2 separate regions of the Homo sapiens genome follow, and region 2 is linked to region 1. A link is an interaction called in ENCODE POLR2A ChIA-PET data of the cell type or tissue named here. Cell type or tissue: A673. All regions are shown on one strand. Each heading gives the region's core, and the rest is flanking DNA. Links, peaks and the distances in the headings are about the cores only.

The links. ChIA-PET counts read pairs that join two places held together with the same protein. Peaks named below come from ENCODE experiments on the same cell type or tissue, not always from the same donor. Only the 100,000 strongest peaks of a DNase experiment are listed, where the experiment ranks them.
Region 2: POLR2A ChIA-PET joins it to region 1 with 5 read pairs; 2 of 35 experiments call an interaction of 5 or more read pairs at or near these places.

The regions. Positions count from the first base shown.
Region 1 is chr12:76,065,557-76,068,489 of GRCh38, reverse strand. It overlaps NAP1L1 (nucleosome assembly protein 1 like 1), which reads left to right. Exons shown (of 15, transcript NM_004537.7): 4 at 1,017-1,119. Among named protein-coding and RNA genes, the nearest start is that of NAP1L1, 18 kb to the left of the region's middle. In A673, for the core only: no CTCF peak of the experiment used is centred there; no DNase peak of the experiment used is centred there; H3K27ac peaks cover 607 bases.
Region 2 is chr12:76,783,499-76,786,431 of GRCh38, reverse strand. All of the region lies in intron 1 of ZDHHC17 (zDHHC palmitoyltransferase 17), which reads right to left. Among named protein-coding and RNA genes, the nearest start is that of ZDHHC17, 21 kb to the right of the region's middle. In A673, for the core only: no CTCF peak of the experiment used is centred there; no DNase peak of the experiment used is centred there.

The DNA of each region.
Region 1 (2,933 bases), core at 305-2,804:
GGTAATATTCACAATTTATTTTAGCAGATATTTTTAAAAGGAGTGGTGGTGGGGGATTGTACTACTTAGGGTATGTCTTGTAGATCTGCGCCAAGAATATTAAGGTACCAGATGACTCAGCTTTTCATTTTTAAGCCGGATGGAAGTTAATTGTGAAAAGACTTCAGAACTTGTATTAATAGCTTCAGCTTTTGTTTAGTAACATTTTCTTAACAGATACAGAACTGTATCCTCAGTGACCAATATTGATATTTAAAAATCTGTATTGGTTATCCTGGCTGTGTGTACATCATCTAGTAATTGAATTATTATCAGAAGTAAATTGACCTCAAAAAAAGTAATTGGGAAAATTAAGTTTATGGCACTTTGTGTAATAACTGTATTGATGATGAAGAGAAGGTTAGTACTGTAATTTGTTTTGTATAAGTCTAGTGCATATTTGGATTGAGTATGTTTTTAAAAAGCCATTGAAAACCACATTTTGTTTGGCTTTAGTTACAGTCTTTGACTGTCCCAACTATTAACTTTATTAACTTTATTCATACACATAGAAATACATTACACAAGCATCAAACATAAACATTCAGATCACTCACTTCATCTTTCTCCTGGGCCTAAAACTGTCAGTATATTTGCAGTTTTCTGATATGTGTTGTCTGCATTCAGAGGACTGTCAAGAGTCATAGATAGGCATCTGAATGAAGCTTTGAGCTTCTTAAAATGCAAGGTGGGTGAAACACAGGATACCAGGAAGAGAAAGGATATTGTTCATATAGTTGTGGCAGTGGCCTTGAGAACTGTCTTGACTAGAGATAGATTAGGAATCTGAATTATTCCTGAACATTGGGTTTTCCTTTAGTGTATTCTCTTTAGCTTTCCCTGCCCGTCTCTACTCATTAGATATACCAGCAATTTATGGGCCAGTTAGGAAAACTTCATGAGATTGGATTGTCCTATTAAAAAAGCATAATACATTTTCATAAAATCCTTCTTTCGATGCCCTTTTTTTTTTAAAGCACGTCAGCTAACTGTTCAGATGATGCAAAATCCTCAGATTCTTGCAGCCCTTCAAGAAAGACTTGATGGTCTGGTAGAAACACCAACAGGATACATTGAAAGGTACAGCTTTTCCATAGTCCTTATTTATCTTTCTATAATCAACGTTGCAGGCGTATCTATTTTTAAGACCATCTAGGATTTAGATATGCAATAGTGGAAACCTATTGTCTGTTAGTATCCAGTATAGGATTATTAGAAGTTTAAAATTGTGCTTAGTACCACCTGTTTGCATTGGTCTTTTAAAGTTTATTTATTGTGGTTCAAGTTTATAGGAAGTGTACTGATCTTGAGCATTTCAGAGATTTGTTTAGAGGTATGTTAGAAATGCACAGAATTAGAAGAAATACAGATTTCTTATTTCACTGATGACATAAATCATTATTAATAGCATGAATATCTTACTCAGCTTACACATTTAAAAAACTTTTTTGTGATTTTAAGATCCATTCAGTTACTGTCTATATGTTAATTATAGTTAGTAGCTTCTAAATGTTGCCTAGTTCTCTGTGGTATGTGTTCGCTGTGTTTTATTATCTGCTTTTCCTATGATGGACTTATTTATCAACACAAATTCTATTGTTATAGACATCTTTGTACATGTCCTGTAAAGGAACTGTGTGAGAATTTCTTTGAGATGTGTGCTCAGCAGTGGGATTGCCACCTACATAGAGTGTGGAAGCCTTTAAGTATTAAACTTCTAGCATGATTTCCAGAAATACTGTACTCAATGCAAGAAGATAGATTCATCTTCATGTCTGCCAACAATTGGCACCATCCAGCTTCATAGTGTTTTTGTTTTTATTTTTAAATCAGTCTAAGAGGTGTGGACTCATTTTGTCTTATTTGTATTTTATGATTTCTAATGAGTTTTTAGCTTTTCTACATAATGCTTGAACCTTTTTCGTTGCCCATTGGTACCCTTTTTCCACTTTCTTGTTGGGATTGCAACTTTTTTTTAATGCTTTGCAAAAGTCTTTGTATTCCAAATGTTATTCCCTTGTCAGTTTTTAGACATTCTAAATAATGTGTCATTTCTACAAATTTATCCATGGAGTCCTCTGGTAAACAGTTAAGTTTTATTTTAGTAAAATATTTTGCCCTAGGGCTTGTACTTTTGAAACTTTTTAAGAAGTCCCTCCTGGTTTCTGCTACATTTCGTATTGAATAGTTTCACCTTTTACATTTAGGTCTTAAATCCCTTTAGAGTCTACCTTTGTATTAGTTGTACGTAGGCTTCCAGTTCCTTTTTTTTCTGCCTCATTTTTTGAGCCAGGTTTGTTTGTTTGTTTGTTTATTTATTTATTTATTTATTTATTTATTTATTTATTTATTTTGGGTCCTCCTCCAGTGACATGAGCTAGTTTTTTTTTTTTTTTTAAACACTATTCACTAATCAATCCATTGTTCCCCCATTTAGGTGTACCACCTACCTTCATTGCATATCAAGTTGTAAACACCCGTGTTTGTCTTTGAGCAGCACTCTTATGTTTTATTGGTCTTTGTCTCTTGTCATTGTCATACTTAATTACTATGACTTTATAGTTGTCTTAATATTTGGCAGGGCAGGTTGCATCCTTTCATACTTCTCCCCCAATCATCCACATTTTTGACAGTTAAGTTTACCAGGGTTGTCAACAAGCAAAAAAACCTTAAAACGTTGATAGGAATTATATTGCATTTGTAGATTTACAGAATTATATCTTTTAATATTGTCTCATCCACATACTTCTAATTATTCAGGTCACATTCTGTGTCTTTAGTTTCAAAGTTATCCTCATAGAGTCTATTGGTTAAGTTAATTTCTGTATATTTTGTGTGGCTGTTGTGAATAGCATCTTTTTTGTATTTTCTGTTTGGCTGTTCTTGATTTACAG
Region 2 (2,933 bases), core at 320-2,819, 720 kb before region 1:
TACAAAAATTAGCCAGGCATGGTGGCAGGTGCCTGCCATCCCAGCTACTCAGGGGGCTGAGGCAGGAGATTCACTTCAACCCAGATCGTGCCACTGCACTACAGCCTGGACGACAGAGCAAGACTCTGTCTCAAAAATAAATAAAAATAAAAATAAAAAAAATTAGCCAGGCTTAATGGCACACACCTGTAATCCCAGCAACTCAGGAGGTTGTGGTGGGAGGATCACTTGAGCCTACAGTAAACTGTGATCACACCACTGCACTCCTGGGCAACAGAGCAAGATCCCATCTCTTTAAAAAAAAAAAAAGAAAGAAAGAAAAGAAAGAAAAAGAAAACTAATTCCCCCTTGATTCTTTATCCCACAGCTTCAAATATTCACCAAGTCGCAATGCTTCTTTTCTCAAAATAAATCCGTCCCTTCCTCTGTATTAATATTATCACAAATGGTCTACCCATATTACTGTCCCTATCACTCCCTTACTTAAAATCCTTAAAATCATACATATAAGGGTAAAGAGAGGACATTTCGGCAATCATACAAAATCCTTCATGAAGTGGTCCCAGTTTGCTTTTTCCAGCTTTAGTATCCACCATTCCCTTCTACACATCCTACACATTTACGTACACCAGCCATTCCAAGAAGTCATGTACTTTTAAAAACCTCAGTATCTTTGTGCTCATGTTAGCTATTCTACTTAGAAGACACATCCCATCTCAGGCTCAGGCAAACCTTTAGAAATCACAATTCAATTCACAATTCAAGAGTCACCATAGCCTTCCCTGTCCCAGGCAATTAAATGACCTATTATGTGTGCCCATGCTATGCAAATAAATTATTACAGATGACTAAGGATGGTGAACAATAATTTTTTCAAGTTTACGATGGGTTTATCAGGACATAACCACCATCATAAGTAGAAAAGTATCTGGACTCACAATGGTTCAACTTATAATTTTTAACTTTATGATGGATTTAACAGACTATTAAATGCATTTCTGACTAATGAGTTTACTGGGATGTGGTCCCATCGTAAGGTGACGAGTATGAGGGGACTTCAAAAAGTTTGCAAAAAAAATGGAATCAAAAGATTAAAAATATAAACTTCACTTCTCAACATAAGCCCCATCAAGTTCAAGACACTTTTGTAAATGATGATATCATCTAGTCCAACCCTAAAAAACTGAAGGTCCTGGCAATTTAACCAAGTTAATGCAATATTTTTCATATTATTACCTGAAAAAAATGGGTGCCCTTTAAAGATGTTTTAAGATTAGGGAACAAAAAGAAGTTAGAAGGAGCCAATTCAGAACTGTAAGGTGGAAGTCTAATGATTTCCCATTGAAACTCACAAAACTGTCCTTGTTTGATGAGAGAAATTAGCAGGAGCATTGTCATAGTAGAGAAGGACTCTCTGTTAAAGCTTTCCCAGGCATTTTTCTCTGCTAAAGCTTTGGCTAGCCTTCTCATAATAAGCAGATGTTGTCATTCTTTGGCATTCCAGAAAGTCAACGAGCAAAATGCCTTAAGCATCCAAAATTCTGTTACCACAACCTTTACTCCTGAATTTTTGCTTTTGCTTTGAGTAGACCACTGGTAGCCATTGCTTTGACTGTGCTTTGTCTTCAGGATCGTACTAGTAAAGACATGTTCATCTCCTGTTACAATTCTTCAAATAAATGCTTCAGGATCTTGATTAAAAACTCTGCTCCTGTCTGCAGCCAATATGTATGCAAGGGTTTTGGCACCCATCTCGTGGAAAGTTGGCTCAACTTTAATTTTTCAGTCAGAATTGTATAAGCTGAACCAATTGAGATGTCTATGGTGTTCGTTACTGTTTCTGCTGTTAATCTTCCACCCTGTTCAATTAGGGCATGAATAAGATGAATTTTTTCCTCACAAATTGATGTCGATGGTCTTCTGCCACCAGCTTCACCTTCAACATCATCTTATCCTTTCTTAAAACAAGTTATCCATTTATATACTGCTGATTTCTTTGGGGCATTGTCTCCATAAACTTTTCACAAAGCATCAATGATTTCACCATCTTCTACCCGAGCTTCACCATAAATTTGATGTTTGTTCTTGTTTCAATTTTAGTAGAATTCATGTTGCTCTGATAGGGGCTCTTTTCAAACTGATGTCTTATCCTCCTTAATGCCTCAAACTAGATATGGTTTAGACATGTTACAACTAGTTAAAAGTTTATTTTGGTGCAAAAAAATTTTTGAAATCCCTGTATAGTTTTTTCATAATACCCATTTTCCATGAACTTTTTGAAATCTGTATATGTTGTGTGGTGGTATATGTGCTAGTTTAGTTTAGTACTGTTGCTCTAATAAATCGCCACAAATTTAGTGGTTTAAAACAACACAAATTCATTATCTTATAGTTCTAGAGGTCAGAAGTCGAAAATCATCACTGGACTAAAGTCAAAATGTCAGTAGGGCCACACACTCTGCTCCCTCCAGAGGCTCTAGGGGAGAATCTGTTCCTTGCCTCTTCTAGCCCTCTGGCATAATCAAGGCAAACATTTTCAAATCTCTCTCCACTGTTTTTACATTGCCTTCTCCTCTGTGTATATGTTCAAATCTCCCTCCACCTCCCTCTTATATGGATATATGTGATTACATTTAGGGCTCAGCTAACCAAAATAATCCCTCCATCTCAAGATACTTAATTATTTCTGTAAAAACTCTTTTTCCTGATAAGGTAACATTTATAGGTTCCAGAGATTAGGACCTGATATCTTTGGGAAACCATTATTGTGCCTATTAAAGGATGAAAATAAAAGTGGAGAAGTGAGAAGAGATAAAATCTGTATTCCATGGTGATACGGTTTGGCTCTGTGTCCCCATCCAAATCTCATCTTGAACTGTATTCCCCAGGTGTTGTGCGAAGCACCTGATGGGAGGTGATTGATCATGGGGGCG